Linked DNA regions of Homo sapiens: region 1 is linked to region 2. Evidence: chromatin contacts called from ENCODE Hi-C data. All regions are on one chromosome and are shown on one strand. Each heading gives the region's core, a stretch centred on a gene start or an enhancer-like site at or near the end of the contact. The rest is flanking DNA. Distances are from core to core; before and after follow the strand shown. Region 1 has its middle 35 kb from the start of ATP8B1. Region 2 has its middle 30 kb from the start of CXXC1.

What was found. A loop is a pair of places that touch in the nucleus more often than their neighbours do. Pooled maps may share reads with other maps.
Region 1: a loop to region 2 is called in a pooled map, with 15 times the contacts of the local background. The contact joins two enhancer-like sites. A Hi-C loop is called at or near these places in 3 of 37 single-sample maps with no recorded cell type and 3 of 50 pooled maps.

Annotation. Positions count from the first base shown.
Region 1 is chr18:57,835,403-57,841,633 of GRCh38, forward strand. It overlaps the pseudogene RSL24D1P11. Among named protein-coding and RNA genes, the nearest start is that of ATP8B1, 35 kb to the left of the region's middle. Within about 2 kb of position 2,614, at least 3 of the 41 ENCODE cell types and tissues checked have a DNase peak (open chromatin) inside an H3K27ac peak, as active enhancers do.
Region 2 is chr18:50,314,206-50,320,705 of GRCh38, forward strand. It overlaps the pseudogene RNA5SP458. Among named protein-coding and RNA genes, the nearest start is that of CXXC1, 30 kb to the left of the region's middle. Within about 2 kb of position 1,371, at least 3 of the 41 ENCODE cell types and tissues checked have a DNase peak (open chromatin) inside an H3K27ac peak, as active enhancers do.

The DNA of each region.
Region 1 (6,231 bases), core at 1,364-3,863, 7.5 Mb after region 2:
CACCATGTTGGCCAGGCTGGTCTCGAACTCTTGACATCAGGTGACCCACCCACCTTGGCCTCCCAAAGTGCTGGGATTACAGGTGTGAGCCACCGCGCCCGGCCTCCTCCATTTCTTTTACTTTCCTTTAGTCAATAATGGAGACAGTGAAGGCATAAAAGTGTTCATGCTAAAGACCATTTTGAAAATCCAGCCACTTCCTGTCTGTTACACTCCAGCTGCCTATGTCCTCATCGTGTAATGGGAGGGTCACTCTAGAAGAGGAATGGGCCACCGACTGTCTAATGTGACCATCCTCCTGCTGAACTTGGGGAAAATGTCACTTTTTGCTCTGAACCCAGACCTAACCTCTGGATCTTGCTCTATGCCATGCTCCAGAAAGCCACCACTATCAATGTGAGTTGCCACAAAAATTCAATTTTTTGTTTAATAGACTTAGGATCTTCAGTGAAACTTATGGCCATCCCCAGTGGTCACTTCCATCTCTAACATCTCACGACTTTATGAAAATAAAACAACCAGCTATCATCAGGGAGAGAACACAGAGTTAGGAGTTAGTGGATAAGGGTGAGGGTCATGGGTGAGTTACTTCCCTTCTCAAGCCCCCTACTCTCTCCTTCAGATCTACATGTTACTGTCTCAGGCCAGGTTCCCTGACCATCCTGTTTGCAGTGACAACTGTTGCCCCCCACCTCTAAGTACTCCCTACCCCACTTCCCGTTTTATATCTGATCATTAGCATTTGTGATGGTTAATTTTATGTTTCATCTTGACTGGGTCATGGGGTTCCCAGATACTTGGCAAAACGTCATTTCCAATTCTGTCTATGAGTGGATCACCCTCCTCAATGGGCTGTTGAGGGCTTTAAGGCAGAGGAAGGGAGAATTTGGCCTTTTTTTTTTGGAGACAGAGTCTCACTCTGTCACCCGGGCTGGAGTGCAGTGGTGCGATCTTAACTCACTGCAACCTCTGCCTCCCAGGTTCAAGCGATTCTCCCGCCTCAGCCTCCCAAATAGCTGGGATTACAGGCACATGCCACCATGCCCAGCTAATTTTTGTATTTTTAGTAGAGATGGGGTTTCACCATATTGGCCAGGCTGGTCTCAAACTCCTGAGCTCAAGTGATCCACTTGCCTCGGCCCCCTAAAGTGCTGGGATTACAGGCGTGAGCCACCTCGCCCAGCCCTGAATTTGGTCCTTCTTTTCTGCCAGATGACTTGAGCTGGAATATCACTCTCTCCTTCCCTCAGACTGCAGTTTACATCATCAGCTCCCCTGGTTCTCAGGCCTTTGGACTCAGATTGAATGATACCCCTGGCTTTCCCCAGCTGCCAGCTTGCAGATGGCAGATGGTGGGACTTCTCGGCCTCCACAATCACATAAGCCAATTCCTTATGATAACTCTCCTTCTCTTTCTCTCCTCTCCCCTCTCTATTTTGAGCTGATTATTTTGGGAAACTGCAACCACAGGAGAAGCTCTGAAAACAGAGTGGAAGTTACCTTATCATCCACATTACCCCAGGAGGACAGGATGACTCTAAGTCACTGGAGACAGTTATCCTTTATTGATGGAGAAGGCACTGACTTAAATCTCCATAACAAATCTTACTCTTATTTGCCAGTTTTTCCTGAGCATAATCAACTTTCCCTACACCCTTCTTTTTGTTTCAGCAGACATGGCATTTAAGTGTGAGTTCAAAGCCACCTCTTTGAAATTTACCAATTTCTCTGGGTATCTCCCTGTATACTACACGAGGTATACATGTTAATAATCTTCTGTTTATTTGTCTCTTTTTAATCTGTTTTTTGTTACAGTGGCCCATCCCAACTAAGAATTATGAAAGATTGAGAGAAAATTATCTATTTCCCTACATTTATAGTAATGTAAATAGCATAGCCACTCTGGAAAATATCAGTTTCTTAAAAAGCTAAACACTTGGCCAGGCACAGTGGCTCACATCTGTAATCCTAACACCTTGGGAGGCCAAGGCGGGCAGATCACCTGAGGTCAGGGGTTTGAGACCAGGCTGGCCAACATGTCAAAACCCCGTCACTACTAAAAAATACAAAAATTAGCTGGGAGTGATGGCAGGCGCCAATAATCCCAGCCATTCAGGAGGCTGAGGCAGGAGAATGGCTTGAACCTCGGAGGCGGAGGTTGCAGGGGGCAAAGATCGCGTCACTGCACTTCAGCCTGGGCGGCAGAGCAAGACTCTGTCTCAAAAAAAAAAAAAAAAAAAATAGGCCAGGCACAGTGGCTCAAGCCTGTAATCCCAGCACTTTGGGAGGCCGAGGTGGGCAGATCACGAGGTCAGGAGATCGAGACCATCCTGGCTAACACGGTGAAACCCCCTCTCTACTAAAAATACAAAAAATCAGCCGGGCGCAGTGGCAGGCGCCTATAGTCCCAGCTACTTGGGAGGCTGAGGCAGGAGAATGGCATGAACCCGGGAGGCGGAGCTTGCAGTGAGCCGAGATTGCGCCACTGCACTCCAGCCTAGGCGACAGAGCGAGACTCCGTCTCAAAAGAAAAAAAAAAATTCTGATCCCCGAATGCTCAGGGAGACTGATTTGAGTAATAATGAAACTCTGGTCTCCCACACAGACAGCTCTGCATGAATGACTCTTTCTCTGTAGAAATTCCCCTATCTTGATAAAACAGCTCTGTCTAGGCAGTGAGCAGGGTGAACCCGCTGGGCAGTTACAGCATGAGGCAGCCTTGTAGTGATGGCACAGTTGTGTATCTCGATTGTGTTGGTGGTTACAGGAAGCTACACTCGTAATAAGATTGTATAGAAGTACACACGTGTGTGCTTATAAAAACAATGAAATCTGAATCAGCTCTGTGGAGCATTTCAATGTCAATTTCCTGATTTTGATTTTGTACTGTAATTATTCAAGATGTTACCACCACTGAAGGAGGCTAGGTATAGGGTACACTGGGCCTCCCTGTACACTTTCTTTGAACCTTCTGGTGACTCTATCATTATTTCAAAATGAAAAGTCAAAAAAGAAATTGTAGTTGGGCTCTCAAGCTTAGCGTGTGGTCAGTGGGGAACCACACGGGTTCAACATGCGCATCGAGAAGTGTTATTTCTGTTCGGGGCCCATCTACCCTGGCTATGACATGTTGTTCATCCACAACGATTGCAAAGTGTTCGGATTTTGTAAATCTAAATGTCATAAACACTTTAAAAAGAAGTGCAATCCTCGCAAAGTTAGGCGGACCAAACCATTCCAGAAAGCAGCTGGTAAAGAGCTTACAGTAGATAATTCATTTGAATTTGACAAACATAGAAATGAACTTATCAAATACCAGCGAGAGCTATGGAATAAAACTATTGATGCAATGAAGAGAGTTGAAGAGATCAAACAGAAACACCAAGCTAAATTTATAATGAACAGATTGAAGAAAAATAAAGAGCTACAGAAAGTTCAGGATATCAAAGAAGTCAAGCAAAGCATCCATCTTACCCAAGCCCGTCTTGCAGGCAAAGGGAAGGAGTTGGAAGAGAAAATGGTACAGCAGTTACAACAGGATGTGGACATGAAGATGCTTCTTAAACATTTCTGTAACCATTTATTTTATGGACATTTGAAAATGCCCTTTGGAGACTTGGAACTGCTAAATTATTAGTTTATTTTTTACATAAGTTCATTTAAATGAAAAGTGATTAAAATATATCTCTCCTACACTGCCATCTACAAAACACAAGATATTACGGATGTTAGATTGCATCTCAGTATTAAATCTTCACTGATATGTGTACTTATGTAAATCACGAAAATTCTACTTATAACTGTAGAAGTGAATTGTGGACGTAAAATGGTTATGTCATCTGGATAATGGACTAGACAGCATTTGTATAATCACTAATGGCAAAAAATCATGGCTAGTGATGTATAAAATAAAATATTCTTTGCAGTAAAATATTCACTTTATTAATGTTATAGAAGGGGGGAGACAACAAGGAACTAACAATTTGTATGACGGTGTCAAATATTTTGATTTTAGTATTTCCTGTTTTGGTTTATTTGCATCTTAGAAGAGCATAATGACATTGTTTGATGAAGCCTAATTATGCTGGACTGTTTCAACTTGGTTTAACCTTTCTGATAGGTAGTTGTGGATGTTTGGGATGAGAACTGAATAATCTTTGCCTGGAGTGACACTACACTCTAGAATTTCCACTTTGGAGAATACTCAGTTCTAACTTCTGATTCCTGGTAGAAAAAACTTTATTTTTCTAGCCTAGCAATGATCTAGAAGCAGAGGAATCCTAGTGCCTTTTAAAAGTTATTATGTGGTTTTCTGTTAAAAAGCTCCTGTTTTTGGAAAGTAGAATTTATGGATACAACATCTGCTCATTATTTGCACATAAAATAAAACCATTTAAAAAGAAAAAAATTATAGTTGGACATAAAACAATGTTTAAATTTAAAATTACCTCAGGATATAGACATGCATGGAACTAATATTTTATACATAATCTTAACTTGCTTTTGTCAGTGTATCTACTTGTAAATGTGTCTCACCATTCGGTTCCCTGTGTTCTGTTGCTGAATATGGTGTTATAGCACTTCTGGTATGATAGCCGTGGACTGTTCTCTGATTTTCTCCATTTTTTGCTAATGATGTGTAACTATGACATGTGGACAGTACCCGGATTGCCTGGTTTGATCACTATGGCTACTTATGTAAGCATCTCATGGCAAATCTTGTCAGAGCACATATAGATTCTGTGAATCTGCATGGTCAGAGTAAGCTTGCTCTCTTTGGGTGGCTGGAGGGTTATGAATATTTTTCACAACTGTCACTTCCTGAACTTGACCTTTGGTATACTTTCCAGATTTGCTAATGCATCTGCTATGCTTGAGGCATGGCTTTAAAATAATATAACTTTTTCGGCCAGGTGCGGTGGCTCATGCCTCTAATCCCAGCACTTTGGGAGGCTGAGACAGGCGGATCACTTGAGGTCAGGACTTCAACACCAGCCTGGCCAACATGGCGAAACCCTGTCTCTACAAAAAATACAAAAATTAGCCTGGCATGGTGGTGCATGCCTGTAATCCCAGCTACTCGGGAGGCTGAGGCACGAGAATTACTTGAACCCGGGAGATCATGCCACTTCACTCCAGCCTGGGCAACAGAGCAAGACTGTCTCAAAAAAAAAAAAAAAAAATTGGGCCAGGTGCAGTGGCTCACGCCTATAATCTCAACAGTTTGGTGGACTGAGGCAGCTGGTTCATTTGAGCTCAGGAGTTGGAGATCAGCCTGACCAACATGGGTGAAACCCCGTCTCTACTAAAAATACAAAAATTAGCCAGGCGTGGTGGTGCATGCCTATAATCCCAACTACTTGGGAGGCTGAGGCACGAGAATCTCTTGAACCCAGGAGGCGAAGGTTGCAGTGAGCTGAGATCGCACCACTAAACTTCAGCCTGGGTGACAGAGTGAGACTCCATCTCAAAAAAAATTTATATATATATATATAAAGATTATATATATAAAATATTATGTATATAATATATATATAACTTTCTCAAAGCAAACGATACCATTTTGATCTCCTATTATGTACTAGTTGTTACATATGTTATCTTATTTAGAACTTATACTAATCTAGTGAAATATGTGTTTCTTTCCTTGTAGAACATAAACAAGAGAAATTATTTATCTGAATAAATGTTGTTCCTAAGCACCGTTATTCCAGCAATGCTGTTGTGCTTCACAGCCCTGTTAAACGTGTCTTTTAGGCTTGTTTTCTGACTCTGTAGCACATCCTTTTGACTGCACTCAGTTGTGGAAAATTTTGATCTTTTTAAGTGTAGGCATCTGTAGTCCCAGCTATTTGGGAAGCTCTGCTGGGAGGATCCCTTGAGCCCAGGAGGTAGAGGGTACAGTGAGCTATGATCGTGCCATTGCACTCCAGCCTGGGTGACAGAGCATGACCCTGTCTCAACAGCGTCTCAACAAAACAACAACAACAACGAAACCAAACCAGCCAACCAAACAAAAATAATAAAGTTTAGAATTTGTCTACCTACTTACCTACCTACCTGTATCTATCATCAAAAGTAATTCAGCACAAATTAAAATAAGGAAGTATTTTTAACTTACAGGTTATAGAATGCATTTCCAATGCCACCAAAGATGCAGAGAACCCTCTGTATTGCTGGAGAAAGTGTGAATTGCTACTACTTTTTGGAAAGCATGTTGACAATATATTA
Region 2 (6,500 bases), core at 121-2,620:
CCAGATCTTTCCCTGTCGATTCTCTATGGGTTACCAAGTACCCTAGCAAATTTCACAGCTCCTCTCAGATGGCCCTCTCCCATACAGCTGTTCTCAATAGGTTTCCATAAACATTGCCTTCCAGGCTAGATGTAGTAATAGTTCCCTGGTGTTGCAAACTGTAGGGAACCTACTATTGCTTATTGCTTTCCCTAAATACTATCTGCACATTTTGCTGGAATTCTGACTGAGATATGTACTCCTTTTTCTTCAAATAGATTAACTCATGCTTTCAAGTCTTATAAATCTCTTATTACTAAATATTGGAGAAATTTCCTACCATAAAGCTCCTACATTGATTCACCTATATTGTTTAAATAAGAGGCCAATGCTCTAATTTCCAATTACCTCTGAGCCTCTCTGGCATCCAGCTCACATTATAGGTAGTCAGAATTTAAGATATCTTTCATTCATTGTTTGGGTTGGACATTTCATCTTCCCATAAGTAGAAACATTTCAACAAAAATGTGAAGTGTTGTGATATTTGCATCCTAACTTCAAATGGTTGAGAACAAAATTTTCAAAGAAAATGAGAATACAAAAATAAAAAAGTGATTAATCCATACATAGATAGAGATAAACAAATGAGGAAAATATTAGTTGGTAAATCTTGGTGTTCTATGTAGTAGCAGTATTCCATTTTTCTGCAAGTTTGAAGTCTTTCAAGTAAAATATTGAGCAGAAATATTGCTGTGAAGAAATTTTTGACTAGCCTGATTTTTCTATTGTGCATGATATTTTTTCTTTCTTGCTTTAAAGCTTGCACAAATATCTTTTTATTCTTGAAGTTCATTATGTCAATTAAATTGTGTTTCTGTGTTAAGAATCTTACGTTAAAATTTCTCAGAGCATGGCATTTTTTTTCCAGATGGTGGACAAGTGTGGTGCAGCTGTGTATTTACCTAATCTTTTTTCAAAGTCAGAATTATTAAAGATCTAGAATGAACAGAAAAGATTCAAATTAAGAGTGACTATTTGAGAGTCATTAAAAGTCTGTGAAACGAGGGGATGTCTGGGAGTGCAGCTGGGCGGCAGCATCATGACGTCACAGATGAAACACAAGCACTGGAGCCAGGGAAACTGACTCCTCCATTCAAATTCTGACTTTACCATTTGTCAGATGTGGAACCTTGGTCTGATAATGCAACATTTCTGAACCTCAGTTTCCCCATCTGTAATATGGGGTGAATCTCTGTCTTATAAGATTGATGACAGAATTAGAGACAAGGAATGTAGACACTTAGTCTGCAATAAGTAGACTTATTCAGTGGAGCTCAGTAAGTAATTGGTCATTATTTTTCGTACATTAAGGGCTAGGTTACTGAAACCTTACAAATGCTTTCAGAAATTGGCAGGAGGAAACCACACATGTGTACTCAAGCAAGGACACCACACGGAGATACTGTGTTAAGCAGTTAGGCAAGAATAGAGTCAACTAATCATAGCAAGCCTTCTCTCCTCCCCCTATATTACCTGAATGGAAGGAACACTAGAGAAACACAAATTTTTGCTGCAGCATTGCCTTTTCACACTTAGGTATATGTCATTATTCTAGAAGAACATGTACCAACAACATTTGCTTGTTCATTTAAGGCAGTTTTTGCTGCACCTTGTGAAATATCTGTTCCCACAGGTGGCTTTATTTCTTCACAAGTTTATTCGTTTCACTGTTGTAGTCTCAATATTAAAATTGTGTGGTACATTGAAATTGTCAAAAGACAGAAGTTAAGTTCCCTGCCTCATTGGTATGAGCCCATTTAATAAGTTTCCTGCAGAGTTTCTGAGATAATTGCCTTCTTTCTCTTTAGCTGGGTCTGATTATATAACAAGAATAGATCCTATAATGAGAGACTTTATGCAAACATTAGACATCATAATTCCTTTCAAGCAATTAATTACCCTCAAGATTAAGTAAATTGATGCAACACTTGATAAATGTTTCAATTAATTAATTAATTTGAAAATACTTTTATATACAAACCTGAGTACAGCCTTGTTTTTAGTGATGTGAAAGATATTTTCATGAAGGCAGAGGAAAAGAGTACTCAGAAAAAGAGTACTAGCAGGCCGGGTGTGGTGGCTCATGCCTGTAATCCCAGCACTTTGGGAGGACGAGGTGGGCAGATCACCTGAGGTCAGGAGTTCAAGACCAGCCTGGCCAACATGGTGAAACCCCATCTCTACTAAAAATAGAAAAAACTACTGAGTGTGATGGCGGGTGCCTGTAATCCCAGCTACTCAGGAGGCTGAGGCAGGAGAATCACTTGAACCTGGGAGGTGGATACTGTAGTGAGCCAAGATCGCACCACTCCACTCCAGCCGGGGCAACAGAATGAGACTCTGTCTCAAAAAAAAAAAAAAAAAAAAAGCTGTATGTATCAAAACAGTGTGGTAATGGCATCAGGCTGGACATATAGATTAATGGAATAAATTGAGAGTCCAGAAATAAACCCATACATCTACGGTCAATTGATTTTTGACAACAGTGCTAAAATCACTGGAAATCTGAAGTTTCATCTGGGAAGACAAATTGCTGGGCATGACTCCTATGGCTTAGGCCTGAATCACCTAGTTGCTTCTCCACTTATGTCTGGTCCCTGTGCTATAATGACCAGTAAAGTGTGTGCTTTAATGACACAGTAAAGTGTGTGCTGTCAATGACAAGAGTTACATATGGCCTCTCAATGTAGATTGGACTTCATCACAGCATAGTGACTTTGGAGTAGTCATAGTTTTATATGGCGGCTTAGGGCTACTGTGTGTATGTGTGAGCAAGTCAAAAGCTGTATAGCCTCTTATGAGCTAGCATTGGAAGTCACATAGCATCACTTCTACTATACTCAGTGGTCAAAGCAGTCAGAAACTCACGAACATTCAAGGTGAAGAGAAACAGACCAACCTCTTGATGGGAAGGGATTCAAAGAGTTTGAGGCCATTTTTTAAAACTACCAGAATGAAATTTTCAGCCATCACTTTGCAAGCAGAAAGAAATAGAAATTATCCACTTAAAACGTTAAGAATTCTGAGATTTCTGAAGGCAAGGAAAAGGAAAAATATCTATTGTACAAAAAGGACATATTACAGAATGAAATTGCCATGCTAAGAGTGGAACTGAACAAAATAAAAGAATCAAGATCATAAGATCTCAGAAGGGCCAGGTGAAAAAATTATGAAAATTATAAATCAAGATCAGAGAAAATATATTGAGGATATTAACATTTTAACATAAAAGAATTTTGATATTCAAAAGATAATAAAACTGGGCAAAGAAATATTAGCCAAAACAATATTCAGTATAATGGACTACTTTATGCAGTAATACCTGAGAAAGCAGCATTGAACTCAAATTAATAAATGAAAAACAAAGCAAAGAGAAATTGAATATTACGGTTGGATATGTTTTTTTGTTTGTTTGTTTTTTGTTCTTTTGTTGTTGTTTTTGAGACAGAGTCTCGCTCTGTTGTCCAGGCTGGAGTGCAGTGGTGTGATCTCGGCTCACTGCAACCTCTGCCCCTCGGGTTCAAGCGATTCTCCTGCCTCAGTCTCCCGAGTAGTTGGGATTACAGGCACCCGCCACCAAGCCGGTTGGGATATGTTATAATTTATTTGGCCCTGCCAAGTCTCATGTTGAAATTTTATCCCCAGTGTTGGAGATGGGGCCTGGTGAAAGGTACTTGGATGCTGGGGACAGATCCCTTAATGTCTTGGTGCCTTTCTTGCAGGAGTGAGTGAGTTCTCACTTTTAGTTCACATGAGAACTGGTTGTAGAGAAGAGCCTGGTACCTCCTCCTCTCTCTCTCAATTCCTTTCCCACCATGTGATCTGCACACACCAGCTCCCCTTCCTCTTCCACCATGAGTGGAAGCAGCCTGAATTCCTTGCCAGAAGCAGATGCTGGTGCCATGCTTCTTGTACAGGCTGCAGAACTGTGAGCCAAATAAACCTCCTTCCTATGTAAATTACTGAACCTCAGGTATTCCTTGATAGCAACATAAACAGAGTAAGACATTGAATCATCAGGTTCCAATATTTTCATTCGTCTGAACTAAAATATAACCATGATGTGCCTTCTCAATAATGTTGAAAACTAAATGTTAAAGTAGTAACCTACACAATGAGCTTTATCGCACTAAAGTTACCCTCTGAACCAAAAGATATTGGTTAGACCTCCTATCACAGAATGTAAAAAGAAGGAAAGTGAATACATGTGACAACATGAACGCACAAAATGAATATATTATACGATAAAAAACCTTAAAGAAATGATCACTGAAACTACAAAGTAAAAATATATTGTTTTCAAACAATGGGGTAATATGCACAAAAAGATTATGAAATAGAAAAACACAATGACTAATATAAAAGATAAATTGTGTAAGTATGCACAACAAATCAAGCTGAGAGTGAAAAACAAACACATGCTGGAAGAAAGAAATAACTAGTTATTCAAAGAATATCATCACTTGAAAGAAAAAAATAGGTATGAAGTTGGCAAAGCAGAGAGAGGGATTATAGTGTGACAACTTTGATAAGATCTTGCTGATACTATAAAAAAAATCTGCATTGGAGGCCTTCCTGAAGGTCACATACCTTTATCACATTTATTCAGAAAAAAAAGGCTAAAGATATAAAGGAGATAATAGGTCAAATCATATGCCAGTTGGAAGTAGTGCAAGATGGACAAACACCGGTGATGTGGTATGCTGAGAAGGCACAGTAGCAGCAGATGCAGAAGTCTGAAATAGAAAACGCCAGGTTTTCTATGGCATACCAACCTGAGTGTGCCCAGTCTCATCCAATCTCAGAACGTAAGCAGGATTGGGCCTGGTTAGAACTTGGATGGGAAAATGCCAGTTAAAATCTGTACTAAAAAATTTAAGCAGGCAAAATCAAAGTCAAATTGCATCAAAGAATCTGTTAGGGCAAGTTTTTCTGATAAAGCAAAAGAGAAATTAAATACATTTATTATATTAAATAATCGGGACTATTACGTGGACCAAGAGGAGAAAAACAATACATTTTTCATTTTTCATTCAAAAAAGAGATTACTGGATTGATGACATTATAGCAAAATTTAAAAATAGCATATTTTAATGATTAGAGGGTTGGGACTTTGTGCCTCACTTCACAACCTCTGAGGACAGGAGAGAGGATGAAAGTTAAATTGATCATCAATGGCCAAGGATCTAATCAATCATACCTGTGTAACAAAGCCTCCATAAAAACCCAAAAGGACTGGGTTTGGAGAGCATCTGGATGGCTGAATAAGTGGAGGCTCCAGAGGGTGACACACCGGGGAGAGCATGGAAACTCCACACTTCTTCTCGCACATAGCTTGTTCTATGTATCTCTTAGTGTGTATCTTTTATAATATCCTTTATAATAAAAATTGGTAAATGTAAAAAAAAAACTCCAGTATCTTTAAAATGTATGTATCAGAGGCTTCCAGTTTCTGATAATATCCAAGTAACTCCTACTGAACAAATTTTCTTTCACATAACAACTGTAATTTCTGGAAGAAATATTTAAAACAGTTACTTTGAGGCACTAGAGAGAGCGAATGAAAGTAAACAGATAGAAGAAACTGATGGGAAAAGCACCAAACAAAAAGTAAAATTGTAGACTTAAATCTAACCATATCAATAGTTAAATTAAATGATAATGAAGAAACTCTCCAAGTATAGCAAGGCTCAACTATATGCTGTTTACAAAAACTACACCTTAAATATAAAGAGATGAGTTAAAAGTAAGTGCACAAAAAAAACTATATTATGAAAACATAAGACAACTGAGCTGTTTAGTTGTATTACTATTATGTAAAGTAGTCTTTAAGATGAAGAGTATTAACGGTGATAAAAAGGGACAATTCATAATGATAAAAGTTTTTGTTTATCAGGAAGACAAGGCAACCATAAAACTATATTCTCCTAATAACAGAATACAGGACATGAGTAAAAAATCTACAGCTACCTTCCTGTTTATTGGGAAAAGAATGTCTAAATGCTTTCTTTCTGTGATTGAGAACAAGGTAAGATGCCCACTCTATATATTTCTAGTCATTATTATATGGGAGAGCTTAGCTAGTGCATTTAAGCAAGGAAATGAAACAAAAGGCATACAGATAGAAAGGAAGAAGTGCAGTTTGTTTTATTCAACTTGAGTATCTTTCTAAAATTTTTTTGAATCTTCGAAACAGCTATTAGAACTTGCAGCTGAAATTAGCAAAGGACAGCGTCTAAGGCCAATATATAAAACTCAATTATATTTCTACGTACTATTAAGAAACAGTGGCAAAAGAAATTTTTAAAATAACATCAAAATATAAAATGCTTAAGGATAAATGTTATAAAATATGTTCAAGACCTATAAACTAAAAACTACAGAACATTGCTAATAAAAATTGAAAATAACATAAGATTTACTTATCTATTTAAGATACATTATGCTTATGGTTTGGAAAA